Regions from separate parts of the Homo sapiens genome. Here region 2 is linked to region 1. The links are chromatin loops, found by intact Hi-C in ENCODE. Cell type or tissue: A673. All regions are shown on one strand. Each heading gives the region's core, and the rest is flanking DNA. Links, peaks and the distances in the headings are about the cores only. Region 1 overlaps LOC105373699 (a long non-coding RNA gene). Region 2 has its middle 8.8 kb from the start of ERMN.

The links. Peaks named below come from ENCODE experiments on the same cell type or tissue, not always from the same donor. Only the 100,000 strongest peaks of a DNase experiment are listed, where the experiment ranks them.
Region 2: it touches region 1 in a loop (2.6-fold over the local background); 7 of 110 quality-filtered maps call a loop at or near these places.

What each region holds. Positions count from the first base shown.
Region 1 is chr2:155,368,598-155,385,655 of GRCh38, forward strand. All of the region lies in intron 1 of LOC105373699 (a long non-coding RNA gene), which reads left to right. Among named protein-coding and RNA genes, the nearest start is that of KCNJ3, 680 kb to the left of the region's middle. In A673, for the core only: a CTCF peak has its summit at 8,761 (motif pointing right); no DNase peak of the experiment used is centred there.
Region 2 is chr2:157,326,124-157,343,181 of GRCh38, forward strand. It overlaps a transcript of ERMN not described here. Among named protein-coding and RNA genes, the nearest start is that of ERMN, 8.8 kb to the left of the region's middle. RefSeq lists an enhancer at 1-134. In A673, for the core only: CTCF peaks have their summits at 10,212 (motif pointing left) and 10,414; a DNase peak (open chromatin) is centred at 10,198.

The DNA.
Region 1 (17,058 bases), core at 4,577-12,576:
TTTTACAAATGTGAAAACATTGAGTTAGTGAGTATAAAATAGCCTTACAAATCTTCAGATTAGAGCCTTCATCTTCCCTGATGGCCTCTACTCCTGCCTGATGCCTAGCATTGCTCTTGGCCGAGGGCAGCAGGCATTTATGGAATGGAGGCTCAGCAACAGGACTTTGTTCTTTCTTGTTTGATCTGGTAGAGACTTGGTTCCTGAGATCCTGTTTTTATTTTCATAGCTTTTTTTTTTTTTGCTTCTTTTTACAATTTAACACTCCCCTTTCAAACAGGATTGGGCCCCTAAAATAATATTTTCATGTTGTGACTGTTTCTTGGCCATAATGGGATGTACTATGTTAAATCTGTAAATGGGATTACATGACACTGGCTGTGGGAAGTATAGGAATACATGTACTAGAAAGCTGCCCTCATTTATACACGCACCCTTATCAGAACTGAAGTTTACAGTTGCTTTGAACAGCTCCAGGATGCAACATTCACCTTCACAGTTTAGATTTCTAGAATTATTATGACCTTATGCCAGCAGATGGCAGTAAAATATTTTATTTTTAAGAAGGCAAAATATTCTAATTAGCACAAGTTGCACAGGGTGGATTTCTACTACCAAACACAGTATGGATTGATTTTTAAAAGTTGGTAATTGTTCATTAAATGAATGGATGCCCTGCATGCCAATTAAAAACAACTGTGGAAAATTGTCATAAATGAAATGAAGTGAATGATTCTGGATTTAATATTAAGGTAAAAATGTGGTGGCCCAAATTTTTTGAAGTCTTGTTTCAGTCCATTTTCCCTTGCCTGTGAAAGTCTGAAATCATTCTATATCTATACCTTGGCAAAATATTCTGAGAAGTGAGAAACTGGCACATGTTGGCATGGATACCTAACATCCACACCGTTTCCCTCTGACAAGTTATTAACAGAAATGCTTCACTGAAACTGATGGGCTTTGCTTTACTGAGGAAGCATTTTCTGCCAAAATATTTCTTTTCTGTAACAGGGCCAACCGAAATGGTCGATTTGGGTTCTTGCTTTAATCTCCTTTACTTCTTTCTTCAATTAGATGTAAATTTCACAGACTTGGCTTATAGAGATCATCAAACATTTACTAAGTACTTATATTATTATTTCCTTCCCATTTTCCTATTCCTAACCTAATCCAGCTCTCATTCTTTTATGTATCTTTCTCAAAGAATTTTAAACTGATCTCTCTGTCTCTAGCTCTTCTTTTTTCCCTCCAGTGCATCAAATGCTGATAAATTATTATTATTTTTTATATATGGCCCTGTGACTTTTGGTGATTTGTCTCACCTGTTAATTTGGCGTGTGGAATGGTTCTAGAATCACCTTGAGGTCTAGTGTGCCTTAAATGCCCGTAGGTTTTGTTTACTTTCTATATTCTTTTCTTTCTCTGTGTGTGTGTGTGTGTGTGTGTGTGTGTGTGTGTGTGTGTGTGTCAATTCAGAAAGATTGAGAGTGATTCTGCCAGTGGCACCGTCTTCCCAGAATCCTCTCAATTAAAGTGTTTTTAATTAAATTCAAGTATGTAATATATGTATAATTTTCAGTACAGCATACATAGTGTAGCCACTTTATATCTATTGACATTTTATACCTATCTATTGACATTTTTATATCAATAGCTACTCTCATTCTTGATATATGCAATCAGAATATTGGGAAATATATATGCAAAATAGTAAAGTTAGTTATGACTCCTAGTATTTTATGATTGATAGAATTGTAGGTGTTTTTTTAAACTTCTCTCTTGAGTCTTTTTAATGAATAGAAAGACATGTATATGTACATATTTGAAAAAATTAATGCAAATTAGAATCAAAATTTAGATAGACTTACCCTGGAAAACTTTGGCAATTGGTTACCACATCTATGGCTAAGAAAATGAAAGATTTTCTTATGCCTAGTCAGTCACACACCAAGGGAAAAAAAAAAGAGAGAAGGAATGAGGAACAAAGTAAAGTGACAAACTTTACAAAAAAGCATAATACTATTACAAAGCAAGTTAAAACATAATGTAATTTTATTCAATGAATACAGCTTAAGAATTCATTTGAACTTGATACTTGGCACTTTCTCTTTTGAATGATACACACTTAATGATAAAGATTATGTTTCATTTTGTATAGGTCAAAAAGGGTTTGGTATGGCTATCAATAATGATTAAATTATCTTTATATTATAAACCTACTTTATTAATTTTTAATTATTATAATCAACTTATAAACACAGGTTATCAAAGGTTTGCATATATTTTAGGCAATAAATAGATGCTATAATCTTGAATCATAAAGTAATTGTAGATCTGAAAACCCACAAGAAGTGAAAGTGAATCGAACCACATATGGAGAAGTATATATATGGGCCAGTTTCTTAGTTGACATAGTGGTCATTACACAGGCTAAAGTGAATAGTAACAGAAATAAATAAGTATCTTCCTCACAGAGAAAAATAAGGACAAATAAGGAAACTAAATGTTTGCATGAACAAATGAAAGGAGTTAGTACAAATATGCTCAATTCTTTAATCTGTGCTGCAGTAAATCCTGCCTACATTAGATATATGCAGAAATGGAGTAAAAACATAGTATTTAGAGTTTGATGACAATCTAAAGAACAAAAATGAAATAAAATGTTAACGCTAGAAAATGGGACTAAGAGTGGAAGAACTTTTATATTTTATTTTATAGAATTTTGTATTGTTCAGAGTTTTTTTTACACATGCATGAGTTATTTTTATAGTGACAAAAATAAATGTTCATTGATGATTATCACATGTTAGCTCTACACCAGTATATCAGGATGTTTTATTATGAAGTACTTCTTTTAAAATGTCTTTCATCTTCTATTCTGATATAGGTCAAAGGTATTTTTTACTTAGTTTTTGCCAAACATTTAAAGGCAGAATACTAGGTACATTTAAATGACTTGAATGTTTGCACATATTATATTGCCAAAAATTGCTTTTTAAAAAACAACTTACAGAAAGTTGTGTGGTATCGAAACCTAAAAAGAATGCATAAAAGCTGATTTGCATAACACTAACAAAGAGTAAAATAACCCTTTTTAATAAAATGCAATTTTATGAGTCCAATTGATGAAAACATTTAATAACAATTGAGCAAATTAGAGAGAATTTTATGAATCTATGTATTATTTACTAATGTAATAGAGAAAATTGGATGTGCAATATGAGGGAACTTGAATTTCACAATTTTTATGTAACCCTAATCTTGCTCTAAAATAAAAAGTTTATTTTATAAGCCATTCAAAATCAAATTGAGAGTAGCATAACTTTTTACAGCCACTGCGTTTTTCAAAAAGTTTTCCTTTCAAAAGAAATGACCTTCTCTCTACTCAGAAGACTGCATTGCAATTTTAAATAGTCAAACCGGTTCACTAGTCACATCTCTGAAATTTACTGTGCTTCCCACCAATAAGCAAAGTATGGAAATATGTACAGGCACTAACCAGTTGAATCATTTCATGGTTATCCAATCAGTTTAGCCATCTTGAAATCAATGGCTCCTCATGACACAATTGATTGAGCGACAGTGATCAGTGTTGATGGTGAAAGTGTCAGCAATGATTGAATTGGCTGTGTTGCAGGTTAGATTAGCTGCCTATACTGGAAGTATTTCAGGTGGTAAAACTACAGAGGCATTCTTATTGGCAGTTAGATTTGGGGCAGTACAACTAACATTGTCATTCCCATTAGCTACTTTAAATTATCCATTCCTTTACAACCTTAGGATGTCATTTGTTAAATACTACATGTTCTCCTGGAAAAAAAAAAGTAGTTTTCTGTTTAGATTGAATGGTCATTTTGATTAGAGCACTGGTGTTTACCTGTTTAAAGCAATTATAGAAAACACACATTCTATTGCAGATATTGTAGTCTTAGCAGTCAAGGAACTACTGTGACCTTCAAGAACCAAAAAAAAAAAAAAAAAAAAAAAAGCAACAAAAAAGGAAGAAAATATATTTTATATGAGAATCCAAGAACTATTAAGGTATTGGTAATTTTTTAAAATATGAAAAAGTCTATAACCTTGCTATGATTACTCGTTAAAATTTAGCCGATACCTGCTCCCCATCAAAGATGAACTTTAAACAGGCTTCCATGTCTGTTGTATAAACGTCTCAGCTAGTTCACGTGTGAGTTGAAAATGTAGTAAAAGTACTTTTTACCTTCTATCTTGAAGGAAAGTTGACTCTATGCTGTTATAAAGCCAGAACCTTGGAGGAGAAAGTGATGGAACAAGAATTAAAACCATTTTTATTCTCTCAAAATTTAAGACAGCAAAATCCTGAATTTGGTTAAAATAGTAAACAATTGACTTACTCTAGGTAAAAAGCATATGACACAATATAGAATAGTAGTTTACATTTTCAAATAAAAGCATGCCACATTATAATAAAGGCAGGTTATTTGCCATCTTTTATTTTATTTTCCATTACCATGACATGCAGCTCGAAGTCCTACAAAAAGGGAAGTCACATCTTCAAGTAATTTCCTCAGTTTCTACTAGATGGAGCCAAAGTATAAAAAATAGGTCCTTGTGGAGCTACACATTATAAGGAACCCTAACTAAAGCTGTTTCGTTAGTGTAATAAAGCAATGGAAAATTATAAGAAACTAAGTTTATATCTAAGGCCATTTACTAGAATCATTTGAACTTCAATCATGGTCCATTCACATACTTTTTTGTGAAAAATTCTTTATATTTAAAACATATACTCTCATGGAATGTTTCTAGATTCATTTGCCAATTATTGATATTTTTCTCATATGTATATATTTTAAAGTCATTAGTAATAATAACCATTATTTGAAACATATACAGCAAAATACAGTTTAGTCAATTTTTTTCTAAAATTACTTTTATTTTTGTTCAGAAAAAGGAAAAGAGGGAAAAGAAAATGATCAGTGAAAGAAATGATGAAGTACGCTACCAAATCAAAGAATAGTTTATAGTAACTTAAAAAGTTAAAGATAAGAAAGAAATGTTAACATAATTTGTTTGAACTATTCATTTACATGTTATTTTTTAAAAAAATTGTTTCCTGTATCACATCGCTAAATTGTCCATGTCATGACTAGCTAGCAGTGTAGACTCCCCTTACTTTTCAGACACTTTTTGGCTAGCTGAGTGGTGAGCTAAATAAATCAAAAAAAAAAAAAGGAACAAAAGTTTTCTGTTGTAATTTTGCTACTTTAGGTATAATCTTATTTTAATGTCTTAGAAAGTAACAAGAATTTTTGAATATACAAATAAAACTGAATGTAAATACCTTCTTTTTGTTGGGATTTTTTTTAACTTTTTTCTAGGGATAGAAGCCTACAAAGTCAATCACAAAGAAAATTAATGTATTGATAAATTATTTTAATTAAATAATAGAATTTGTGATTTCAAAAATCATATTTGTCAGTATGTAAATTATTTGCAACTTCATAACACGGTTAAATTTATTTCATATACATGAAGGAGGTACTCTTGAGATCTTTGACAAACAGTTGAATCCCAGGATGATGATGGCAGGAACCTTCTTTGACTAAGTTATTCACATTTATAAAATTTACTTCATTAGTTATTTTAGCAACTCTTCTTTTTCACTGGTTGTATGTTACCAATCTTCCTAGATAACGTTAAAAAACAGCAGTTTGAGTAATGAAACATTTTCCCATAAACCAATTTATTTGCCATCTTTAAAGCAAACATATTAGATGAGTAATTCTATTCTCTGTAATTCTACTAAATCAATCGTTTGAGTAGCTTAGTAATGTATAATCATGCCTTTTACAGATAAGCTAGGCCTATTGCTTCAATCCCAAGAGTCTATAACATACGGGTTCTGTTTACTACACAAAACTGCAACTTATCAATATTATCAGGCTACTCAAATAACAGTTGAGGTCAGGTTTAAAAAAAACACAAATTTAAATATCTTTTGTGGCAATATATTGAAAAACATCTAGTTGTTTTATTGATTTTTCTACTTGTTAATTGGTTAAATCAAGGTTGTGTTGTTATAACCATAGAGACGTTTAGGTGAAATAAATAGTAAATATAGTAGTAATTAGGCACCACATCGATAGAGCAGCAAGAGAGAGGTTGTGGTTTTTCAAAATGATTCAATATATCCTAAAATTTATATTGAGATTTTAGAGGGTGAATTTGATTGTAGTAAATATTTGTAAAATATGTTAGTGAACTAATTATCAGCCAGTTTTTCATTCTCATGAACAATTTGTGGAAATAAACTGGCATGTATTAAAGCAAAAAAAAATGCTTTGACAAAGCCAAAAAAATCAGATTTATAAGATCTCGCAGGTTATCAGAATGATAATGTCTAATAACCTCAAATAAATAAGTTTTTTTCAAAGAAATTAAAATTCTTCACATGCATTATTATTCAAAGTCTTATGGATTTACAGCTGTTATTGTAGCTCAGGCCAAAAAACATAACAAAGTAAGAAAATTCATAAAACCAGATAATTTATCAATAAAATTATATATTTTGTTCGAAATCATATAAGAATAACAAATATAGAAAGAAAGCAACGAAAGAAAAGGAGGAGAGAGAGCACAAGCAAGAGAGAGCATGTGCAGAAAGAAAAATACAAAGTGTAAAAAGTTGGAGGAAGAATTTAAAACATAAAATGTGTCTTGATTTTAATTAATTATTTAATGAATATTTTCTTTAACAATATACAATTTAGTTTATAAATGTTTTCAACGAAAATATTTATTGTGAAATCCAACAGGTATGCTCCTAACATTGTTATTGGACCACACGCATATCTGTTTTTATTGTATTTGGTCTTTGTCTTTTAACTGGGAATGGGAGCTGTAATTTCCCAAGTTTTGCTCTCAAGTCACATTATCAGGCAGAGATTATACCTGCCTTATTTATGTTTTCGTGTTGTTTGGTTTGTTACTAAAAAAAATTCCTATAACCGAGTACAGATTTATATATATATGACAAATAATTTGGACTTGCACTCACCTATTCTTCACTAATAATCCTGAATTAGAATATGCAACTACTAAAAATAAGTAGGTAAATAATCACAATATACTAAAAGTAACTTCATTTTATAATAGTTAAACTGAAGAAAAATCTGCTATTTATTTTAATATTGTTACTATGGTGGATAAGATGAAAGATACATAAGGAAACTTACAGAACAAAAAATAAGTGAATAACAAATGACCCTTAGCTCTTTTAAGAAGATATAATGCTGACTTTTTAATTTATTTATCAGAAAGGGAGTCTTAGTATCTGTTTATTACTATTAAAATCAGGATATTTTAATTTTTCTACATATAAACTAAAAATATATGTAGGTTTCCATGGCATCAGGTAGCACCTTTCCTGTTCGAAAAAGCTTATATATTAGACAATTGAGAAAATTTTGTAATATCATCTGAAATTTTAGGGATTGGAATATAAAATTTGTTTTCTGCATGAAACATTAAAAAAGAAAGGTACCATGTCATTACACATTATTGAGTGAGGGGAAAGTGGGTGATGCAACATCTTTATACCATAACATTTTTTTTTCAATTTTGGGGGTCATATGTCTACATAAAACACTTTAGAATATAGCTGATATAAAAATTGATGTGAAGCAATATTTCGAATGTTATACATTTTTATCCTGCACTGGGATATCTTCCCTTACTCTGTTCCCTGCCTATAGATGATATGCCTAAAGTGTTAAGGATAATCTATCAAACAACACATTTTGTTAAACATCTGCTGAAGAAGAGTTCAAAGTCTTGGAGTGCAGCCACAAAGACCAGAAGTAGAACAAAGTCAACTCTTCCTGTTGCTCCACTCTTTTAAAAATTTTATTTATCAGCTACTTAACGGGCCCAGAAGTTTGTAGGTGGAAAATATATTAGAGATTACTTTGTCAGATCCACACATTTTTTTTTCCCAGAGGAAACTGAAGCCGAAGAACCTGTCTCTTAAATTTAAGCTTATATAATTAACTAATAGTAAAGATAATCCTAAAATCTATTTCCACTGATTTTAGTTCTTATTCTTTTTTTATTTCAGTTCTTATTTTTAAATCACTTTTGCCCAAATTTCAGGCAAGCAATTACAATTAAAATGTGTATTCCTATAAATTTATATTTCTCTCAATAAAGGTATAAGTTGTTTTCAAGTTTTAACAGGATGATGTGATAAGTAGTCATTGCCATGGAGAAACATGAATTATGATCTTGAAGAACTTTGACCTCCATGTTTTAGAAGAGCTGGTTTTATGCTGGAAGCAAAAAGTGGAGATGGGTAAAAGAAAAGAAATAACTAATGATCATTTTGTTAGCTAAAGTTTTACAAATACTGTTTTCGAAAAGCAAAGGTTAAATAAAAGATATGCTTTCAGTACAATTGATTGTAAAGATCTATTGAATGAGAAAATATCAGAGATGCTATAAACTCAGGTCACAGACTGATGGAAAATCATAGGATGTTTTACTATTGAACATGAACTTCCCACATAAAAATAAGGCTGCATAAAAAGGCAAAAAAGGGAGGGAGTTCATTTTGTCCTTTGTGTTATCTTGTATGGATAATTTATCTAACACTAAAACAGACATTGGGAGTGCTCTATTATTTCATAGAATATTAAGTTAAAGTGCTATCTAATAGCCAAACACTTGCCTTCTAACCTTAACCAGGATTTCAGTTAAAAGATCAGTTTAGAATCTCATCACTAGATGGCATTGTTACACTTGAATACAATTTAAATAATACAATGACCAAATGAGCTAGTTAAATTAGTAGACAATTATCCCGGTTCTCCTCTTCCTTTTATGAGATGAAGCTGGTTACTTAGCCTGCAGGATAAATCCTATAGGATGCCCCACTCAGTCAGGGCTGCTTTTTCACAAGCTCTCTCTTCCCAGCTTTCACCTCAATCTGTCATACAGATTTGACACCGCATCGTTCCAACAGTACTCAGAAATGACATGTATATAATGTGGAATATTGTGCACATTTACAGCCGGGGCTCTTTCTCTTAAACATCGCTGGCTATATCTTGGCTTCTGGATTCTGCCTTGCTCAGTGTTCTTTACTTTTCACATATAAATGGATGCCTAACCCAAACTTTTATTATTACGATTATCTTAAAGCAAAACCAGAGGACAGCATACCTGATTTCTGTCATTTTTTCTGTTAGTATTTTCAAGCTTCCACTGAGCTTCCTGTAAGCTAATGAAGGCCATGGGACATACAGGGCAATGCTAACACATGATATTTTTATGATTCAGTTCCATGAATACTGCAAATGAAGTTAAGTGACATTCTATTGAAAGAGGTTCTTCTTTACTTCTTTATTTATTTCCTTAAGATCAACAAGACCAGTTCAATAAGCCTAGCAACCCATTTTCTTCCCCAGAATAGGCCTTAGCTTTGTTTTCTTATGTTATCATAATCTAGCACTTTTCCTGTTCTAAGTGAAAACCCACTGAAGAAGCAAAACCATTCCATTATGAGTGTTATCAAAAAGCAATACCATGCTGTTTTTAAATGAATACAAATCCAAAATGCATTGTAAAGTGTACCCAGCCCACACTTAGGTGACATCACCCACACATTCTGTGTGTGATTACTGTACATCGCATCTGCATATTTCACAAGAAGTACAATGCATTGTGGGTGGTGGTTTCTATTTACAAGAAGGGATGCTGGAAATACCCACATCACAAAGTGATATTTTTGTTTTATTAACATAATAGGGCACAGTTGTTTTGGCAGATTGCAATACAGCTGTAGTATATACTTTCTGACTAGGATTGCTACTTTATTCTTTTTCAAATGCCCTCCTCCATCCCCAAATCTGTACTTTCCCATGAATCTGAAAAATGAACTCTTTACATTCTTCTAACAGAAACCTTCTGAACACATACCTTCAATTCCTATGAAGAGAACATTGAAACCACAGGGCAGAGCGAGCAACAATATAAGCCACCTAATTAATTAATAGTTCACTATAAACAATGAACTACATGTAAATATTACAGTCCTTTTACATCCAAAGAACTAAGATTACACATGATAATTTTATTTGGCATTAATATGCACTAAGCAGAAGAATTTCTGCAGGAATTTATAATATAATGCAAACTTCTGTTAGACTGCTAACAGGCAAGAGGAAACTGGAAAAAAAAAGGGCTGGCTAAGTTAGCCTACAATCATCACTTACTTGAAGGAAAAGGCAGATCCTATTAGCTACAATTCTCAACACTCATAGTACTAAAATGTACAGTAATATAATTACATATATTTAACAGATTTTAGAGAACTTTCTTGACAAAGTACCCAGGGTCAAGATTTTTAAGCTCAAATTTGAATGTCTGTTTACCTTGTAAAATAATGTGTTATTAATTAATTCAGAAATTTGTTCATATATCATACAGGCTTACGAAGATGTTAAAAGCAAAATAGTTTTCTCCAGGCCAATATTTTCAAATAATTCTTGTTTTCAAATAATTCTTCCTGTTTACATTCTCATATTCCTTTTGATGCATTTGAAGATCACAAAGTAAAATGTTTCCTGATTCAGAATTTGGCTGTATGCAAATTTATATTTCCTGAGAGAGCACATGTAACTACTGAAACTGTGAATGAGAGAACCATTTTAATATTGTGTATTTGTATGGTTTTATAATTTATAATGTGGCTTAACGAATACTGATGTTGAAAATGAAACCCAGTTGTAATTCTACTAGCCAATGTTCTGATCAGCTCCTTAATTTAAATTTTACATGAAGCAAATTAAAGATTTTTAGTACAGTATTCCAAAGTCACTTTATATAAATGTTTTCTTAATATAATTTGTGATAAGTATTCATTTTCTTTGTAGAAAAAAAGGAAGCTTATTCTTTGAAGAAAAAAATATAAGCTACATAAAAACATTAGTCTGCTGAAGGATATTTCCATTGTTATTGTTCTCCCCTGAACATCCTAAAGAACTGCTATGAGTATGATTTAAGTTCCTACAGTGTAGATAATCTACAGTGTATTTCTCAAATGGTTATCTCCCGAGCTTCCTCATTAGTGCTCTTCCTCTCTCTCACAGGCGCACACACACACTTAGATGTGGACACTTACACTCACATACACTAGCTTTAGCTCTTTACTTCTCTATCAATTTTAAATTTATCCCTGAAGCTTGAAAGAGATATACATTGCATTGAACCTTGTAAATAGAGCTATCTATATCAGCACCCTTAGGGAAAATAGAGTGCCTTCACATGGCATAGAACTTTGTCTGAAAAAGTTTACATGTAATATAATTTTCTTTATTTTTTAATATAATGTTTAGTATGTATGTCTATCTAACTTGGCAAAACTATTTTGTCTATCACACTGACACGTTTTTAATCTTTTAAATATATTTTAAATGAGAAGCTGAAATAAACAACCCAGACCACCACTTGCATTGTTTGATTATTAATTCTGAATTCACTTCTCACAGAGTTTTTAAAAATAAATTCCTGACAGCAGATAATTCTGTTACAATCACCATGATAACCAATGGCCATTTTATTTGCAGTCTGCCTGTTTACAACTCTGTTTTAATATTGCCTTAAAGTATGACAGTGTGCTTTAAGACAAATTCAAAAGACATTTAGATGGCTTTATAAATGTAATTTCTTTTAGCATGACTTTAAATTTTTTAAAAAATGTGTTGTCTTATAAATTACAGGGGTTCACGTGTAAGCATTATTCAATTTTATTTGTATGAATTGCCTTGATGATGTTTTCCCTCAGAAAAGGATTGGGTTAAGGTAGACATAATCTTTAATTATTAGGCTTATAAATTTATTTCACTAAAAAGCCTACAATGCATTAATAGTGTTATTGATTTTATAAAACAAGTTCACTTTGCATTAACACAAGGTTCTCTTGAGGGATAGCTGGTGAGAAGTAAGTAGTTGCTTTGTAGGCACAAATGTCAGAGGGTAGGAAAGCACAGTGAAAGAATATTGGGACCAAAATTTGATAATCTAGTTCCTATCTCTGCCATTTTTATTAGCTATGTTACCTTTCGCTAGCTTCTAACATCACAGATCTCTATTTTGCTCATCTGTAAAATGATACTACCAAAACTTGCCTGGACTTTGCTACTGTTTAAGGGAGTAATTAAGTATTTTGATAGTCAATTCTTATAAATTCAAGGTGATATTACCCTGCACATCTTTCTGGTGGGATAAATACTTCTCATGAATATAAGAAGTTAGGTTTTGTCTGCCTCAAAAATTTGGCAGTATTTAACAATCAGGTATACAATCTGGCAGTTTGCAAGGAGTGCCTTCTCTTTTACACAAAAAATAATTTGACATTTTGGTAAAAATGGAAAGCATTTAGAATCTGAAGATCAAGGTGACAACAATTCTAGGTATTTTATTCTCAAGGTATCTCACACACACAGGTCTTTACAGAAATGTTTGTTATTATCAATATATTTCTTTATAAAGAAGTCTATATTTTTAATGAAAATGTATATCTATATATCTATAAAATATATGTATAGGTATATTTATAGATAGATATAATACGCACACATACATACACACATGCAAAATTGTCCTATCTCATTGAGATGGAGAAAACTGAAAACGACTGCTCTGGGATCAGATACTTAGTCTTCGTTTTATTTCATTTTAAATATCAGATTTGAAATTAATCCAAGGACCACTATGGAACAGAAAAAATGTGTGTGTCAACATCATCTTTGAAAACTAAACTTTGCCAGGCACAAGCTCTATTTTAGTCCTCAATTCAATTTTATGCAGATAATGAGATTAATTTGCAGGCTTCATTTCAATATTGTCTTTATTTTTAAAAAGCCCATTGACGGTGTCAAAGATTTTGATTAGATAATTTGATCACATTTCTCAAGCCAGATACAAATTAAAGTTGGAGCTAAAACAGAAAATCTTACTGTTTACTATTCAGAACAATCTTCCTATTTCAGGAAATGGCAGAGCTCCAAAAGCCACATGTGTACAAATGAAAATTCATAACATGTTATTCAAACTCCTGTTGTATTTGTGCAATTTACTAATTAGATATGGTAAGTATGAGCACTGAAATATCATAGTAATAGCATTAAAAAGGCCAAAAAACTACTTTTCTCAGTTCACTTCTCTTTATGAATGACATAAAATCCTGTTTTGTAGCATAACTACTCTGTATATCAAATATAAAATAAAACCTTAAAAGTGCAGTGTACATTCTAATAGCAGAGCTTGTTTCTGTATGAGAAATGGAAAGACTCTGATCAAAGAATATTTTAATTAAGATTGGTGATATCTGGAATAAATCAATGTAATACTCATGTATACAAACTAATTTCCTCTTCAAATCATGTGCATTATATGATAAAAATACCAAGTCATTTGACTTCACTGATCCCAAAATGTAACCTTAAAAGAGAATTATTTATTCTCAGTTTGTCTCTACTTGTTGAAAATGTCTTTTCTTATCTCATTTATAGGATTATTTGGAAATGAATTCATTATATAAATATATCAGCTATATGTAGTTATGTAGTGACAAGGAATTAAATTCCAAGTTAATGGCATTAAAATTAGAGAGGATGTGTGTGTATGTAATTTTTGATAGGTATGAAAACACTGACTCTTTTATTGCCAAAATTACCTTCCTTAGGACAGAGCATTTTGCTATTAAAAATATCAAACATGTATTGAACATTTAGTGTACCAGACATTGTAATAAGTGTTTTACATAAACTTTCTAATTTAACCTCTTTCTTTTATCTAATTAGACTATCCTGTTCTGACAATCCATTTTACAGATTTATGAAACCAAGGTTTAGAAAAGTAAAATAACTTCTTTAAGTCACATATTTTGGTAGTTCTAGAATTTGAACCCACATACGTATGATTTTAGAGCCTATCATTTTAGTCATGATGATACATATACTGCCACTATTTTTAGTCTCAGCTATTTCTCATTAACAGAAGAAATTGACTGCTGACAGGGATCATACTTGTGTAAATATTTGTTAATGACCAAGATTTGCGAGTATGGTTTTCAAGGCTGACATTGTTAGCAGCCACATGTTTCTTGCTTTTCAATGTTAAATTAAATATCTTGAATGTGCAAATTTTAGGACTCTGGAGTCAGAACACATTTTTATGCCAGCCTAAACAGAAAACGCTTAATTCATTTTCAAAAAGGGATGAAAGGGAATAAATGTAATGGGCACCTACTGTCTCCCACAGGTTCCCATGGCAGCATAGCAGGCTCAAGAGCCATCAGACAGTGAGAAAAAAAGAGACACAGAATGGGAGGTGCTGGATCTCTTACATGGAATCACATCAGAGAGAAAGCAGGAGCTGAGGCAGTGTGATGTCTGGGAATCGAAGCAGAGGGACAGATCAGGAGAGAGTTGGGTAGGCTTCCACAGCACATTCCAGCCTCCTCATTTCTCATCTCCCTGACTTGACTTTAATGATCTCGGGACACACTTGCCCTCTGTCTTACACTTGCTACCCTCTTTCATCAATTTATTTCATTGTCTCTTTTCTGACTTTCTTCCCTACTAACTTCATACATATGGAGACACTCTTGAAAGACCCTACGCACACAAGTGCACACATTCTTCCATTTAATCTCAGCACACCTTCTCATTGTATTCTGTTACACAAACTGAGGAAATCCCCAGCACAGTGTTAACATATCACTATTTAAAAAAGAATAAAATAGTTCAGATATTTTAGAGGCCATAGATTTATAGCGATTATATGTAGACAAAGCTAAATAAACCTCATGTTGCAAATTATTTGTATTGATAAACAATGAATATGTTTCTATAGATCAGTAAGCAAATATACACACACATACACACATGGTTCTAAACAGGTCCTGTAATTGATAAACTGATCTTTTAAATGCCGATCAAAATATGTAATCTACAGTTTTCAGCTTTGCTCAGTCTTTCTCTGACTACTCTGCTAGTTTATAAAGGCCAAAGCTGACTGATGAAAAGATTTTGCATCTTTCAGTTCCTAGGTCAGCTCAGAGGGCTCACCTCCACAAAATTCCTTATTAGTCACTTGCATGTTTTGCTTTACTTTGCTTGATGTGTTAAATATTGCTCAATAAATCAAGGGCTAAATTAGCTAACTACATTAACAGAAAGGTATTTATTTAATACTTGTGGAATTGTGTGCCCATCATTCATTTCTTCTTTCATTTGTACAGTCTTTCATATACTCTTGATTCTCTCATTTAAAAAAATATTAAATAGTAGCATAATATTGGACACTTTGTCATTTCCACTCTTGAGGAACTTATATTCTTGTTCATTATTTTCCTGAGTAGTCTAGTTATAATAACCACATGGGGCATTAGCTAAAGATAAAGGTTTTCTTGCCTATCCTTCAGAGAGTCTGAGATGGGACCAGATAATCCTTATGCTTGAATATATTTGTGACACAATGTGGTATGGTGATAAATGATTTGTTGCCCAAGTTAATGGAGGTTGTGGTGTTTTAAAAATGGGTGTGTAAAAGAACTCCTGTATCAAAACTCATTTGAATTACTACTTTTCTGTTTTTAATAGAATCAATCTAAAAACTATACTACAATGATGATTTAAGCATACATGGGAAATCATAATTTGTGGGTTGTGATATCTATATAATTATGATGGGAAAATAAACACTTCGGTGCAGCAAAGGGGGCTAAAGTATTAACTACTTAATTCACTGGACAGAGTGTTTGGGATAATATCTTGAATGGCAGTAGAAAAAGGATAATATATGTATCTTCAATATATTTTTAATATTATCTTCAGTAATGTGAACTAACATTATCAATATTGTTCTAAAATACCCTAACATTATTAAATTTGGCATGGAACAAAATCAATATTTTTTCAAAAATATAGAATTCAAGACACTTTCCTAAGCGTACTAAATCACATTCTCTGGTGATAGAGAGTAGAAATGAGTATTTTTAAACAGAGATTTTTGGTGCCCTCACCACACCCCTACTCCCACTCTTAGTTAAAAATCAATGTTCTCATTGGGTAGTAAGGCACAGCAGTCCAGGGCAGGGCAGGGCAGTGAAGTCCTCACTGACTGAACAAAACAATATTGAATTATGAGAAAATGAGAATAGCTATTACTTTCTATACCAGTCATAATTCATATTCATTTTCATAGTATTGATGGAAAGAGATAACAGATGGCCTCATCACCATGAGTAAACGTTGTATGATCCACCCTCTGGGAGGAAAGCTCTGGTCATGTAAAACAATGACTAATTAATACATTTTATAGCACATTTTTTAATGTGTTAAGATGTGTAGTCTTCAAACAGATAACTTTTCTTAGCTGAGTCATACACTCATACTAGGTATAGTTAATGTTATAATTAGTTTTGCCTCCCCCGCCCAGGATCTACCATCTGAAAACACAAAAAGCAATTTTGGAGATAGCCAAATACAGTATTTTTTACAATGCTATAAACCTTTTGCCAAATTGTAGAAGAACATTTTACCTTTTTAAGAAAAATATAAATATAACTCTAATCACGTATCACTATATGACCCTCAGAGGAAAGCTTCAACATACAGTCCAAGATATTTTCTTTTTAATGGAATGTACAAATAAGATAAAATGGTATTTATTTTGATAAATTTATAAAAACCAACTGTGAAATATTTTTCTTCCACATAATTTACAATGTGGATATTTCAGTTGACATAATCATTATAAGTCTTAGTGTTGTTGAGACAGTTAAGTACAGTATTCTATATATTTTGTAAGTATGTGACACACAGTCTGTCTGTATGTTAGCACCCCAGAAAATGAGGAAATTAGAAAAGATGATATCAAGAACTTTTCTAGTTTGAGAAACAAAAATTTAAACAACGTCTATAGCCACATTATGAAAGGTCGAGAAATGACAGACGACAGACAGACAGGTATATGGATCTATAATCCATGGCTGTGGCTGAGGTGGCTTGG
Region 2 (17,058 bases), core at 5,745-13,744, 2.0 Mb after region 1:
ACCTTGAGGCATATTAGTTCTGTGTAACCAGCTTAACATTTCCAAACAGATTTTGTTCAAGTAAAACCTCAGCTATTTTGTAAAGGACAATGGCATTGTTTCTTATTTATTAAAAAATAAAACAGCTTATGGAAAAAACCTATAAACAGGACAACTTTACTGTAAATGGTTCTGGCTGCAGATTTGATGGTGTGCTTCCAGCAGGCTGGAGAAGGGACCTATGAAATAAACAAATTCTACCAACTTGCTAATACCAAAAGTTTTATAATTTCAGAGTAATTTACTTAGTCTATAGCTTCTTATCCTCTAGTTTATGTCTGCTGAAGCCCAGCCGATCCTTTAAAACCCTAATAAAATTATCGCCATGAAGGTTTCTCCTCCCCCAATCAGAATTACAATCCTTTCTATTCCATACTGATATTACACAATGCTGGTAAAATGTAGAGGACCAATGCAATCTGCCCTTGGGAGAAACAGGTGATTATGTTAAATGACTGCTACTGACCACCCCTTCCTTTTTAAATCTTTTTCTTTTTTGGATTTCTCATAGTACAAAATGGTTCCAGAGCCTTTGCCCACACAGCTCCTTCTATGTGAAATGCCCTTCTCTTCCTCAAGCCCAAGCCCTGGGCTGACCAGCTTCCCTAAGTTCTGTTTTTAAGCTTAAATATCATCTCCTTAACTACACTATCTCTAACCGCCAGGATTAGGACAGGACTCTGTTACACATTGTCTTTGCCCTTCAGAGTATTCTTCATGGTTGTAACTAAATAAGCAACTGCACAATTATCTCTGTAATGTCTGTTTCACCAACTGCAAACTAAGTTTCATCTGGCGAGGGGCCAGTTTAACTTGCTTACATGTGTCCCCAGCACTTAGCATCTGGCTTGGAATAGTAGCACGCAATAAAAATAATTATATATATACACATATATACACAAATAATTATATATATACACATACATAACAAGAATTATATTATATATATAATATATACAATAAATTTTATCCCCAAGAGAATAAATTTCAGATCATTTTTAAAGAGAAGAAGAATAGGTGTTGAAGAGTTGTAGTAAGCATATCACCTTTAAAAGTGTGTCTAGGGCTGAGCCCATTCAGGTCTATATCAGGGACAACACCTCACTCTTGTATAATCCCCTCTCCCTTGTCCTTGGAAGACATCTCTAATAGATCCTAGATCTCCCTCCCGCGTCATCACCAGCTGTTCTCTAGTCAGCACTCTAATTCTATGTTTGTTTGATTGTTTAACTGTTTTAACAAACGCTCATATCACACTTATTATGTGCAAGCTACTGTCCTAATTGACTCATAAATAGTAATACACTTACTCTTCATAACAGTCTTCTGAGGTAGGTGCTGTTGTTATCTCCATTTTATAGACTAGAAAAATGAAGTGCAGAGAGATTAAGGAGTTCAGCTAGTAAGGTCACAGAGCCAGCAAGCCTACTGATGAGAGTTTGCAGCACAGATGAAGCTAAGCGCCATCCCTGGCCTGTGTGCAGATGTTTCCTTGGACCAGAGATCCCACAGGGGTTCGGCATTAGCACCTTGGCAGTAGAGACAGTTGTGGCCAGGAGAGGGCAGCAGAGAGCCTAAGGCAGTCTCAAGACCTGCCCCAGAGACACCCTGCAGCTGCTGAGGATGATGTTCTGGGAGCGTCCTCCCAAGAAATTCAACTACAAGCTTACTGTTGAGAAGATATTGAGTGGAATCATATGGGAGAATGCAGAAACTAAGACCAAGCTTAGGAACAAATGGGGACATACTAGATTGTGAGATCCTTAGGGCAGGAAGTGGCACTAATTCAACCAAATGCCCTGCGATAAACACAGGAGTACAGAAATACATTAGCTCCAAAGGTCATGCCTCCAATCACTCCGTTCCCTCGGGGCTGCCAAGTACCTCAATCCAGGGACATAGCAAAGTTGAGACAGTTCAGATTCATTGTCTCTCCTACTCCTAGATTTCTATTACCCCATGGCAACGGGCACCTCATACCCATAGCCTAGCTTTTATGGGAATTCGTGTCTTTATTTTTGGATTGCCTTCTTTCTAAAACCATGCTGTGACATTTTTTATGGCCTTAAAATTATTTCAGTTTTGGAAAGATAGAGAAATGATCCAGAGTTCTGTCATCCTTGGCTAACCATGTGTTTACATTTATTTAAAAACATGCTTTTATGCTGCCCTAGGGAATAATGGAGGTCGGGTAAATGGTTTGTAACGTGTATTATTTTTTCCTACAAGTAGACGGCAACATGAGACACATTTAGCAACAAGATGAGTCTATCCAACTACTAGATAAAACATAGGCTATTTTGTTCATAAAGAGGTAAGTTGTCTCCCATTATTTGTAACAACCTATGACTTAGAAAGTATGTTAGAATTTGCACTATCATCCTTACTTCAAATACAATTGCAGAATGTTCACTGTATGAAACATGACTGTTTTATTTTATGTAGTTTACTGGATCTTGTGGCTTTTTCCTTAGAAGAATTTCGCTCTTGTCACCTAGGCTGGAGTACAGTGGCACAATCTCGGCTCACTGCAACCTCTGCCTCCCAGGTTCAAGAGATTCTCCTGCCTCAGCCTCCTGAGTAGCTGGGATTACAGGCATGCGCCTTGATGCCTGGCTAATTTTTGTATTTTTAGTAGCGGGGAGGATTTCTCCATGTTGGTCAGGCTGGTCTCGAACTCCTGGCCTCAGGTGATCCACCCGCCTTGGCCTCCCAAAGTGCTGGGATTACAGGCATAAAGCACTACACCTGGCCCCTAGTTATTATTCTTAATGCTAAAGGACATTGTACAAATGTAACCATTATTAAATCTAAAGCCAAAAAAAAGGTAATGAAAAGATTTTCATATAAGAATATAAAGAATCAAAATAAAATTATGTAAATATTCACTTTCCATTTGTCCAATACCAAATGCTTAATGTTAAGGCTATCTTAGGTCCAGAATCAGGATTTGGGGAAAAGTCATAAAATCTTGATCTTTAATCTTAATCATATGTGAAAAGCCAAGCCACAAGCTAATGTTATGGCTAAGAGATGGTCACAGAGCACTGAATAAAAACAAGAAATACATTTAAAAGAAAAATGTTGATCCTGGCAGCTTGAAGCCAATCTTAAACAAACATTGACTTACATAGTTGGGACAGGGGTATTGTTTCAATTAGGGTTGGAAGGGAAAGGCAGAACCACTAAGAGATGGAGCAATCCATCTATCAATCGATCAATTGATTGATCAATCAGAAGGGATTTGACTTTACACAATGGTGGGTGCCAGTGAAGCTGCCTCTATATGTCTGCTGTTGCATTTGATGCTGGAGCCTGAAGTCTGCAGGGCAGGAAGTTGGGAAGGGATGATGGATAGAAACTTAAAGGGGGAGAGCAAGAACAAACTGGGTTCCCAGGTATAAGCTGGACACACGGGGGCAAACTGAAACCCGCGTCGGCTCTCAGTGCCTCTGACCTTAGCGGTTGGAATGCCCTCCCAAAGAAGCCCGGCCCAGGATCATAGAAGCTGGAGGAAGATCCAGGGAGGTGGAACAGTTGCAGGCCCAGCTGCTGCCCATGCACCAGGTGAGGCAGCAGACGGGCAGCAGTGTGTGCCAGCTACAAAATAGCTGCTTCACTTCCGCCCCACCAAGCTCACAGAACAATGTTTACTTTGGCTCACGTTTCTTTTTCAGGAATCATTCAGGAAAGAAAATTCAGGGAAATTTAGTTTAGCCTAGTCAGACTGACATACAACAGTCACAATCCTACCAATAACCCATAGAATTTTCTATAAGGAATAGAGCAATGACCCAGGGAATGTGCAACCCTAAACAAGCCTGAAGAGACAGGATCATCCCAATTGGTTCACTTCAGGGATTAAAATTCCAAATTGAAGGGCCGTCCCAGCTAAAGTGAACTGTTACAGAAATACAGACTATCATAACACAACAAAATCAATCAACAGCCATATATTTTATTTCACAAAACAATAATTGCCTGCCACCTGGTATAAATCAGATTAAATTGATTATCGTGTGCCATGTTCATGCTTTCCTTTTACTTTTATGCCAAGAATGGAATAATGGCTGCCATTCTAATGATACAGTTTCCTGAAGTAAATAATGGTTTATCCCAGGAAACCAATACTGAAGTCTATGGGTAGCTCATGAGTATTAAGGGTTTAATGTAACAGAATTTCAAAATTTAACTGCATCTTACAAGAAGCATGCTTTTCAATGTTGGAGGCAGGGGAGGGGATAATTATCTGTTCTCCCTCTAAATATAAAATATTTCTTACACCTTAGGAAAGGTATATCTCTGTGGCTCTAGCATCTAGAGCCTGGCCTTCTAGTGATCCAGTGAATATCATTTTAAAGAAAAGCACTGGAAGAAACAGGCTGAGTATTTGGTGAGGATTAGAGAAGAGTGTGGCCCTGAACATAGGACCCTGTGGCCAACATGGGCTGAAGTGGAGGCTGGGAGGGAGAGTGCTGACAGTTAAGAGTCCCCTTCAAATAGAGGACAAATGAGCATTCTCATCAGTGACCCTCATAGGGTAAAGAGGAGAGATTCAGCCTGCTCCTGTGTGACCTTGGGCAAGTGTACAAATCAGGCATGTTTGGGTTAGAGATTACAGAAACCTAATTCAAAGAATCATAAACTGAATTCAATAGCTAATTTGACTGGTAAATTCAGAATTGGCTTTGTACTTGTTTGGATCCAAAGATTTAAACAAGGTCAGGCTCCATGGTTCACAACTGTAATCCCAACACTTTGGGAGGCCAAGGTGGGTGGATCACCTGAGGTCAGGAGTTCAAGACCAGCCTGGCCAACATGATAAAACCCCACCTCTACTAAAAATACAAAATTTAGCTGGGAGTGGTGGCACGTGCCTGTAATTCCAACTACTCAGGAGGCTGAGAGGGGAGAATAGCTTGAACCTGGGTGGTAGAGGTTGCAGTGAGCTGAGATTGTGTCACTGCACTCCAGCCTGGGCAACAGAGTGAGACTCCATCTCAAAACAAAACAAAAACAAAGATTTAAACAATGTACCAGGTAACCAGTCTCTTTTGATCACAAGGAAAGTGCATATTAGGAGGTACCTGGGTGGATCTGAGGGTCCCTAATGCCTCTAGCTGACTGTTGTGGGCTAAATGATGACCACCCTCAAAGATGTCCACATCCTAATCCCCAGAACCTGTGAATTGTTACCTTACCTGGTAAAAGCGACTTTGCAAATGGGATTAATTAAATTAAGGACGGGGAGATTATCCTGGATTATAGGATGGGATCCAATGTAATAATCACAAGAGTTCTAATAAGAGGGAGGCAGGAAAGTCAAAGAGAGTAGTAGAAAATGTGACACAGAAGCAAGACGTTGTAGTAATTCGAGAAGTGGTCATGTGCTAACAAATGTGAGCAGCCTCTGGAACAGGCGTGTCCAATCTTTTTGCTTCCCTGGGCCACACTGGAAGAAGGAGGATTGTCTTGGGGCACACATAAAATACACTAATGCTAGCTGATGAGTGAGAGAAAAATAATACACTAATGCTAGCTGATGAGTGAGAGAAAAAATTTTGTGTTTTAAGAAAGCTTATGAATCTGTGTTGGGTTACATTCAAAGCTGTCCTGGGCTGCATGCAGCCTGCAGGCAATGAGTTGGACAAGCTTTGCTCTAGAAACCAAAAAAGGCAAGGAAATGTTTTCCTCTGAAGCCTCTGTGTGGAGTGCAGCCCTGCCAACACCTTGATTTTAGACTTCTCACCTCCAGAACTGAATGGGGTGGTGCTGCTTTTAAGTCATGAAATCTGTGGTAATTTGTTACAGTAGTAATAAGAAAGTAATTACTAGTTTCCTGCTTCTCTGCCTTCATTTTCTTTTTCTTTTTCTTTTTTTTTTTTTTTTTTTTTTGAGACAGAGTGCTGTGGTGAGATCTCGGCTCACTGCAACCTTTGCCTCCCAGGTTCAAGAAGTTCTCCTGCCTCAGCCTGCTGAGTAGCTGAAATTACAGGTGCACACCACCACGCCCAGCTAATTTTTGTATTTTTAGTAGAGACAGGGTTTCACCATGTTGGTCAGGCTGGTCTCAAACTCCTGTCCTTGTGATCTGCCCGCCCCGGCCTCCTAAAGTGCTGGGATTACAGGCGTGAGCCACCTTGCCCGGCCTCTGCCTTCATTTTCGTGGACTGGCAAAGGCCAGAAAATTTAGCTTTTCCAACTTTTTACAGGATATGTATTTTTGAATCTCAAGTATCTTGGATTGCTTTATGTTCACTGAAAAAACCTCTCTTTGCAAGGTTGTATTTTCTCTCTCAGCTTTCTGACAGTCCAGGTTTGACTGAAACTTACTTGTAACAGTTTATAAAAGGTATAAGAAAATCACAAACCCTCCAGCATCCTGATATTTTTCTAACAAGTCTCTAAAATTTAACCTTCAGTAGGAAGTGGTTTGAATCAAGATTCCAGAAGACAGTTTATAGTAATTATGGTCAGCTTTCACAAATAGGGATGGGTGAATTTATACTGCTTCCCATTGCTCCTCTAATGAGCCAACCCATCCTTGGATCCATAATCTGCATCCCATCCTTGGTGTCCATTTTTTGTATGCAATGTTTCATTGGTTGACAGTGAAAGAGATTTAATCCAAAACAGATTAAACAGAAATGGGACTTAATCTGGCTTCTGAGAAGTTCTCTCTGTCTCTCTTTCTCTGCCTGTCTTTCTCTCTCACCGCTTTCATTGTTCTATTTTCTTTTATATTGGAGTTTTCTCAAGTAGATTCTCCCTAGGTCATGGCAAATATTCCTCTGGCAACCCTAAGCTTGCATTATCAAGATAACTAGTGGTGCAAAAGAAAGGAACCTTTCTTTCTCATTAATTTCAGCCCAAGTCCCTGGAATGGCCCTCACTGAGCTAGTTTGGGATATGAGCTAATCCCTGAGCCAGATGCTGTGACTACAAAGGAGAGAATATTCCAATTGTCCAGGTCTAGGACAGTGTCCACCACTGAGCAGAAAAATGGGCATAGAAAATGAGAGACTGTAGGGCAAACAAACAAAATAAACAAACAAAAAGGTAGCAGATGCCCACCACATTAACAAACTCAGATCCCTCATCTGTTAAAGGTGGATAATAATATGATATACTTCTTAGGACTGCTGTAAAAATGAAATGAATTAGTCCAGGGACAGCATCTAGCACAATGTGGCATAGTAGGTGTTCTTTCGATAAGTGTTTTTATTGTGCTACTGTTACTACTACTGTTAATTACTATTATTATTACTCCTAGTCATGTAGCTTTGGAAAGTCACTTAACCCACCTGACTCATTTCTTCTTTTTGAATGGCTGATGACACACACCTTGCAGCAAAACAATGAAAGTTAATAGGCACAAGGTACCTAGCACAGGACTGGCAGATGGTACAGACCTGTGGATACATGATATTATTTTTATTGCTATTTGAGAAGGAAAGTCTCCTGAAGGAATAAGATACACATGCCTCATCTACATATTCATGGATCTTTTTACAAGCCAAATTCTAAAATTCAGATTCTGAGATGGTCTAGGGTTAGATTCCTGAAGAGCTCTTTTTACTCAGTAAGAAGCAGTGTAGCTGCAGAGATGTGCCTGCTCCCAACACTGGCCCATTGATATGGAGTTCACATCTAATATGATTTCAGTCCTGTTCCTTCCTGTAGTCCTGGGGAAAGCTTCAGTCATTGGCATCCTTTAGAATGGCTTGTGGTAGGGGTTCATGGAAAACAATGGTGAGTGGCATCTATTCCCCCTAATTATACACACACAGGTAAGTAACACAGCTTCACCTTCTCATCTTTGATTGAGATTCATGTGTGAGCACCAGCCCGTGACCACTACAAACATCCCAATGCATGGACTTGGTAGAAACTGATCCTATGAGAGTATAAAATAGTGGGGTGACTCTGTAGACCTTGACCTATAGATCTGTATCTCACAAGAATCCATGCAGTAGAGAATGAATTGTGTTTTAAACTGTTGCAGAGCAATTGTACACGTAAGAAAGGCTAAATTCCCATAAAATAAAATCATCTCACTCTCTTGGCCATAATTTTAAGAGTATATCATCGTAAATGGATAAAGGAGTGTCCCCAGTGGACTGGGCTCTCTATAGCTTTTAGTTAGGCAATTATAATTCTGTTTTACTTACAATGGGATATTTCTTGATGCATTTTAAATAGAAAGAATGGTTTCTCTATTCATGGAGACTCCGTAAGTGTTAAATAGATAGAAATGGAATTTGTGTGGGTATTTATAAAACCACAGAAAGAGAATTTTGAATTATATATGCATACACGCTCTTTGGTAGTTTGAAAGCATTTTCAGTCCGCCTGGGGAAGCAGAACTGTAGGAAAGTGATATCACTGTCAGCGTCATTCCTCCCAAACTATTTTGAATGTCACTAGCAGTTAAGGCAACATGTTGTTTTTCAGAGGAGAAAGGCAAGAAAATAATTAAACACATTTTTCCTTAAGGAAAAAAAAAAGAGAAAGCAAGTCTGCTGTGAGCCTGCTTTTGTGAGAAAGTGATAGTAATAGGACTATGAACAAATACAATTTCTCCTAGGATATCTTTGAAAATTTAGCTGAGTAAACTTTGTCTCAGGGTAAGTAGGAAAAATTCATACGCTCTCCGTGAGTAAAATAAGTGCAGATATATCAGGATCTCTTGTCAAGATTTTGTGTTGAATTCAAGAAAGGAACATTGGACAGCTGTGCAGATTCTAGTGACATTTTAGATGAGGAGAACAATGATTTTTAAACCTATACCCCATAATTAGCTTACTCACCACCAAGAACTTGAAGCCAGAAAAGAAATGCTCTTCAGGAGTCATGCCACTCAGAGAAGCGTGGGAAGAGCAGCACACTTAGTGGGATCTACCCAATAACTGAAATGTAAGCTCTCAGAATTGCTCATCTGCACCATTGTAATAGTCATCTAACTGGTCTCCCACTTTTAATCTCTAATCCCCTTCTCCCCACCTACATCCATCATTCCCACAACCACCAGATTAATATATTCTGACAGCAAGCTTCTAAACAAGGTCAGAAAAGAATAATTAAGATATTATTATAAATCTGATAGCACATTATCTGGTTCATAGTGTTTGATAAAAAAAAATTTTTTTAAAGATTCACTACTTGCCCAAATTCCTCCCCGCTCCCCGACACACAGACACACTTAAAAACTCAGCTTTTTCCTTTCTACCATTGCTTGTCATATTAAGTACAAACTCCTTATAACAGGATCTAACTACCATTTAGGTTTATCATCCAAATTGTCCAGTCCCTTTATTCTACCCTTGCCACAGTGAACTCTTTTGTATCTCCAAACATGGTTTCCATTTCCATGTCTTGGCTTATTATTTCCTCATGTCTGGAATGCCTGCCTCCTCACCATCACCTAGGATCCTTCTCACTGTCTCTACCAAAGCCAGGGCCACATTTCAAGGCCCAGCTCATACATTACATCCTCTACTATATACTTCATGACACTTTTACCCAAAGGCTCTACTTGTACTTTTCTTTGAGCCACCTTAGTAATTTATGTTTATGTTGTTTTAATGATACCTCATTATTTGGCCTTGCATTATAATTTATGCAATTGTCTTACTTTGTTACCAGAAAATATTATATTGCAATAGAAAGACCTCAGATTAAATCTCAGTTCTGCCACTGAAAAGCTACCTGAACTTAGGCAATTTTTTAAATTTTCAGAGCCTCAGGGCATCTGAAAAATGCCTACTTTGTGGAGTTTTTAAAAGGATTAAATTGCATGACAAAATATATGTAGCTCATCTGGTACAGTGCCTGACACCTAGTGAGAGGTGAATAATAGTAACAGTGCCACTTATTAATATATTTTCAGGTCTTTGCAGACTTTGTGTGATTCATTTTTGCATTTCAGTATAGACAAGCATAGCACCTGGTTCATGGTTTATGTTATATAAATATGCTTTGAGTTGGCAATAATTAGAGGTTTCCAGCATTAGAGTGTGACAGTACATTTATCTGAACATATCCCTTGCCCTATTTTCCATTCTTCCTGTATAAATCTGTTTCTATCTGTTTAAAAAAAATATTAGGGATTCAGAGTCTAAGGATCGAGCTTCCTACGGCATAGAATTGTGGTGTCGATTTAGCAGACGCCCCCTACTGGCAGAGTTGATGTTAGAAAATGAAATAAACTATGACCCAACAGAAGATGGTTCTCCCAGTCTTTGCTCTTCACCCACCCTCCTGGCTGTTTACGGACAGCCCCTGCTCAGGAAAATATACATTGGCTATTATATTATTCGTGTGGAGGTGGATCTGTGTCATCCTTGACTAACTGGGAGGTGAATATTATGCGTCACATTCCCCAAAACAGAAAGCCTCAATACAGGAGGAGCTTGGGTTCAGACAGGATGTAAAATGTTCAGAATGTTTAGGAATACCAGTTCTGAACAGGTAGACCCAATTCCATTCCTGATGTGCCCTTCACCAGCAGATCTTGAGCAAATCATTTAACCCAGATATTGTGAAAGCCACAATTTCTGATCTGAAATACTGAGCTCATAATAGAACCTGCCCTCAGAGGCCTCTTGTGAGGATTTAATAAGATCATATCCCAAGAGCCCAGTGGCTGGTGCATAATTTACCCTCCAGAAACTGAATTGTTGCTGTGATTAAGCTAACACAGCCATGCTTGCTTTACTCCATTGTCTTCAAATTCCAATTTGCCTCAGAATCCTCTGGGCATCTGATTTAAAATACACATTTCTAGACTACCCTCCCAGATATTCTGATTTTGTTGCAGACCAGAATGTGCATTATAAACAAGTGCGCAGGTGATTCTAGTACAAATCCTAATAAGCAATGCTACACTTTATAATTTTCAATCCAAAGATAAATGAAAGACAGCAACTCTCTTGGAAGACAAAATTTTTTCATTCATATTACTTAAGAACTTAAAGCCTTGTGACAATAAACTTCTAAGAATAATTAATAATAACACACACATCTAGCACTTATTATATGTCAAGCATTGGTCAAAGAGCTTTTCATACAACAGCGCTTTAATCTTTACAACAACTTTTTGAGGCAGGTACTCTTATTCTCATCATTTTATAAATGAGAAAATTGAGGCACAGAAAGTTTAAGCTCCTTGCCTAAGTCATCTATATAGAAAGGGACAAAGCCAGAATTTGAATCAAAGAAGTCCAGCTTCAGAGCCTATGCTCCTAAACACAAATCTGTACTTCATTAAAAGTATAGCAAAATTCACTGTCTCACCAAATCACACAGAACTCTTCCATATAAGGGGCCAACTTTTCTGTAGTGCTTTTCTATTTAATGGTAGCCCTGGGAGAAAAGGTAACTAATATGGCAGTCACTGACTATCTTTCTGATGCATTCTACCATTGTGTGTGTGTGTGTGTTTGTGTGTGTGTGTTGTTGTTGTTTTAGTTTATCTTGATTAGGATGGTCTCTGCTTCTTTTTTAATAATATCACAACCTCTATAAAAGGCCATTTTTGAGAGAAATTAATAACATGCACCAGAAAGCCTAAAGGTTACAGCTCATTTTTACCATCTACAATAAGAAATATCACTTAATGGGTAGCATCTCCCAGGCTATGTTCTCATGAGATTTTTATAGCTAAGAATAAAATTCATGCCTATGGCAGACTTTTGTAACCAATTTTAAGGAGTGACTTGCCACTTTTTCCATCCAAAATCCTGAGGGAAGAGAGGAAAAGGAGTAAGAGAATGGCAGGAATCAGAACTCACAGTCATTCCTAAGAAAAAATTTGTGGCAATTCAAAAGTGATTTGTTTTCTTTCCCATGTCTAAGCCCCCATGCTCCTTCTGCACAGACTTTCGGATAATAATAATATGCATGCAGATGGCATGTTCCAGGTTTCACAGCCCTTTCACAACCAGCCATTCATTTGAGATGATTGAAGCAAACCGTTTCAGGCTGAATGCAACTGTGAGCTGTTCAAAGGCAACACCTGGCAGCCCAGGATCACAGACGTGTTGTCATTGACATGACATGGGCTTAGAGAAGCTGAGGGTGAGCAAAGACCTGTGCCTTTGCATCACACACAGAGAGCTAGCACAGTGCCTGCTTATCAAGTTTGTACTTCATAAATGTTTGTTGAATGAATAAAGTATCACACCCAACTGCTTCCTTTTATAGATGAAAAACCCAGATTTCTTAGAGGTGGAAAATTTCATGAGGCAGCAGTGAAGGCATGAAGATTAGTCAAGGGAGCCAGGAAAATATAAGAGAACTTCTCTCTGCCTGCTTCCCTCCTTTTTCTAGGTTTCTCTCATCCTTCTTTCTCTGTATGTCTCTGAATCTTTCTTATGCTCCTTTGGTTCCTTCTTTACTAAAGTAACTGGTATTAATATGTAAATAAAATATGTTTATGTGTAGAATTAAGGCAAATCTCGGCATTTTAAAACTCTCTTTTTTATGGCTAAAGATGGAAATAAACTCAACATAATGCATATAGTTTACAGAAGTGAGAGAATTACTACTAAGAACCTCCATCTTTTGGTCATAGAACCAAAGATGCTCAGGGATTAAGGGATCTTTCAGTTGAGTCTATAAAACTGACTAACTGTAATTGTATCTTCTCTACAACATCCATTCCAGGCATTTGACTATTGCCTTTTTGAACATCTTAAAATAATGGGGAATTCAGCACTTGATGGGGGCAGCTATTCTTTGAACTACTCTGAGTTCTGAAAACTTTTACTTGTGTAGAGCTGAACTTTCATGCCCTAAATCTTTCACACGTTGATTGTTCTTGATTGAACCCTTTGGAGACACACAGAATGAGTCTAGCCTGTCTTCCACCTGACAATCAAATATTTGAAGACAGATATTTGAAGACAGCTTTCATGCCCACCCCCTTCCCCCAAGTCTTCTCCTTTCTGGAATAAACATCTCTGTTTCCTTTAGCAGATCCTCATATACCTTTACAGTGCGTATCTTCACCCCATTAAACATTCTTCTCTGAACATACTCTTATTTGCCTATATACAAGGCTGATAGTGGACAGATACATACTGGGATAGATATAATATGAATTAAAATATGGAAATGGTTTTACTAAAGTTGATAAAAAGCTATAGTTCTAATTCTCTCACCAAGTGTCCATCACTTGGGACCCTCCTGACATCATTAGGATCAATAACCAAGGGTTGTTCCTGGACCAATGTCCTTTTTCATTGGTAAATGCCCAAGTCATACCAGTTGCTAAATAAGTAGGACTCATTCCTAAATATCCTTTTAAAGGTTTTGTCCAGAAACCAATAGAAAAAAAAACTTAAAAAAAAACAACAACATCTACTCAGCACTGTTTATTTGCCCAGCACTGTGGCGTGTTTTTAACCTTATCCTTATTTAATTTTCACAGCAAGACTGTGAAATAAGAATCATTATTTCCATTCTATAAATAAGCAAACTAAGATTCTCAGAGGTTATGTATCTTGCCTAGTGTTTTCATAATTGTTAAATTCCAGAACAAGAATTCCAAAACAGATCTATGGTCAAATAAATTTGAAAAATAATACAGGTTCTTTATCCACTTGAAAAAGCATGGATGAAATTGAGCAATGAAAGTTTCTAAAAAGTCCTTCATTAAAGAAAGGTTTAACCCAGTGTATTTGAGATTGGGTCTTTTTCTTGTTTAATACCTATAAGTGTTACAGGACAGGGGTCCCAATCCAGACCCTAAGAGAGGGTTATTGGATTTCTCTCAAGAAAGAATTCAGGGCAAGTCCTCAAGGCAAAGTGAAAGCATGTTTATTAAGAAAGTAAAGGAATAAAAGAATGTCTGCTCCATAGACAGAGCAGCCCTGAGGGCTGCAGGTTGCCTATTTTTATGGTTATTTCTTGATGATATGCTCAACAAGGGGTGGATTATTCATGCCTCCCCTTTTTAGACCATATAGGGTAACTTCCTGATGTTGCCATGGCATTTGTAAACTGTCATGGCTCTGGTGGGAGTGTAGTAGTGAGGGCGACCAGAGGTCATTCTCATAGACAGTTTAGTTTTGGTGGGTTTTGGCCAGCTCCTTTCCTGCAACCTGTTTTATCAGCAAGGTCTTTATAACCTGTATTTTGTGCTGACCTCCTATGACTTAGAAAGCCTGTGACTTAGAAAGCCTTAACCATCTAACCGTCTGAGAATGCAGCTCAGTAGGTTTCAGCTTCATTTTACCCAGCTCCTATTTAAGATGCAGTTGCTCTGGTTCACACGCCTCTGATATGAGCACTTTGGCAAACTGATACTTTAATTATATTGGAAGCTGATCCCCACTCTTGACTCATGATAACCAAAATGATGACTCAGAGCTCCACATCATTTCCATGGATGTCATTGTTAGGATCCGCTCCTCTTTCCTATCCATGAAAGATATGTTTTGAAACCAAAGCAGGAACTTAAAGTTATCCTTCATATGATACATTTGGTTAAATTCATGTCATTATCCAGTTTAATAGTATCACAAATTTGCCACCTTATATTGTCACTGTTCTTATTGGTTTAATTCATCTTCAACTGGCTGACCAAATTCTTTACATCTTCACCTAGACAATCATAAATGTTAAACACAGAAGAATTGAGGACTACCAGTTTCAGGTCTAATATGTAAATGTCATGCACGTCTGTGTGAAGAGAGTCCATCAACAGGCTTTGTGTGAGCAACGAGGCTGTTTATTCACTTGGGTGCAAATGGGCTGAGTCCGAGAAAGGAGTCAGCCCACTTGCACCCAAGTGAATAAACAGCCTTGTTGCTCACACAAAGTCTGTTGGTAGACTCTCTTCACACAGACAGACATGACATTTGGTGCCAAAACCCGGGAATAGTCAGGGAAGCAGAAAATTTAGTTAAAATGTCTCGACCTAATAAGGGAGCTGGGCAGGTGGGGATAACTGAAAAGGAGTGCATAAAAGAATGTTGTCCAAGTTGGCACCAGAGTTGGGGAGTTTTAAGAGGCTTAGAAGCCTGGTCATCAATACCTACAACAGTTATGGAGGCAAGGGAAACAGGCCCTTGAAAAGAAGGTAATGTGGAGTGGGTAGCCTCCATATTGATTAAGAAGGAGGTGGACTTACCCTCCACTGTAAGAGTTACCCAAAGCATCTGTGATGGTCCAGGAGGCTTCTGAGGTGATCAGGCAGCGTCAGTCTTCAGCCGCTAAGCCGAGAAGATCTGGGAAGGAGTCAGTCAGAGAGCCTTGGGCCAGAGTTCCAGGGGCTCTGGGAGTGGCTGCCGGGTGAGCTGGTTCCAGTGGGTTCCCACACAGATGGGACATGGCTTAGGAGGAATCCCAGGCTGGGCATTCTTTAGCCCAGTGGCCAGATTTCCAGCATTTGAAGCAAGATCCTGGGGGAGGAGGTCCTGGAGGAATGCCTGGCCACTGTGGTTTAGATGTTTTGAAGTTCTTTTGTGCTGGAGATGTGGCTGGGGTTTCTCTCTCACACAGCAGAGGCAAGTAATTGTAACTCAGAAATACATTGCTGCTTGGCTGCCTCTTCTCTATTATTGTACACCTTGAAGGAGAGGTTAATTAAGTCCTATTGTGGGGCTTGAGGCCCGGAATATAATTTTTGGAGTTTTTTCTAACGTTGGGAGCAGATTGGGTAATAAAATGCATATTGAGAATAAGACGGCCTTCTGGCCCCTCTGGGTCTAGAGCGGTAAAGCATCTAAGGGTTCTTGCCAAACAGGCCATTAACTGGACTAGGTTTTTATATTTGATGAAAAAGAGACTAAATGCTAACTGATTTGGGAGAGGCTGGATAAAGAAAAAGGAGCATTAACCTTGACTATGCCTTTAGCTCCAGCCACCTCTCTAAGAGGAAATTGTTGGGCAGGTTGGGGAGAGCTAGTCACAGAACGAAACTGTAAGCTGGAACAGGTGTGAGGAGGGGAAGTGATAGAAGGATTATAGGGTGAGGGAGCAGAGGCTGAGGAAGAATTGGGACCTTGCTCGGCCTGGTGAAGAGCAGCCTGGGGAGGCTGGGAGAGGTCAGATGGGTTTGTAGAAAAGGAGGATTCAAAGGACTCAGAGCTTGGGGTGGAAACTGAAGGAACAGACAGGAGAGAAGGAAGAAAGATTTGGGACAAGTTGCATTGGGAGCAGAGACTAGGGAGGGACCAATGTGTAAAAGAATGCCCGGATGTCAAGCACCTCAGACCATTTGCCCATTTTTCGACAAAAATTATCTAGATCTTGTAGGATGGAGAAATCAAAAGTGCCATTTTCTGGTCATTTAGAACCATTGTCAAGTTTGTATTGGGGCCAAGCAGTATTGCAGAAGAAAATAAGGCATTTAGGTTTTAGGTCAGGTGTGAGTTGAAGAGGTGTAAGTTCTTGAGAACACAGGGTAAGGGAGAAGAAGGAGGAATGGAGGGTGGAAGTTTGCCCATAGTTAAAAGGTGAGTTTAGAGAAAAGAGAGGATAGAGACACAGTGTGGGGGGAGGTGGTCTTGCCACCCAGGGAAGGTGGTACTTGCCACCAAGGTGAAGGATCAAGGCAGGCATCCCCACAGTGATTAAACACCAAGGGAAGACTGTCTTCCCAAGTCCATGACTGTTGCCGGAGTTTTGAGTTCATGGATAAAACGTGTCTCCTCTGTCTCTACCAGAAAAGGAAAGGAACCAAAATTAAGGAAGGGAGAGATTGAAGGGTGGAGGGCTAACAAGACAGGCTGGAGAAGAGAACAAAAAGAGGCCACTTACCTGATTTAAAATTGGTGAGATGTTCCTTTGGCTGGTCTGAGGACCCAAGGTCATAGGTGATCTCCTCACGGAGTGAGGGTGAGGACCCGGGATGAGTCTCCTGAAGGAGTCCCCTGTCCCAGGTCTTTGGCACCAAATGTTATGCATGTCCATGTGAAGAGACCACCAAACAGGCTTTGTGTGAGCAATAAACTTTTTAATCACCTGGGTGCAGGCAAGCTGAATCCAAAAAAAAGGAGTCAGCAAAGGGAG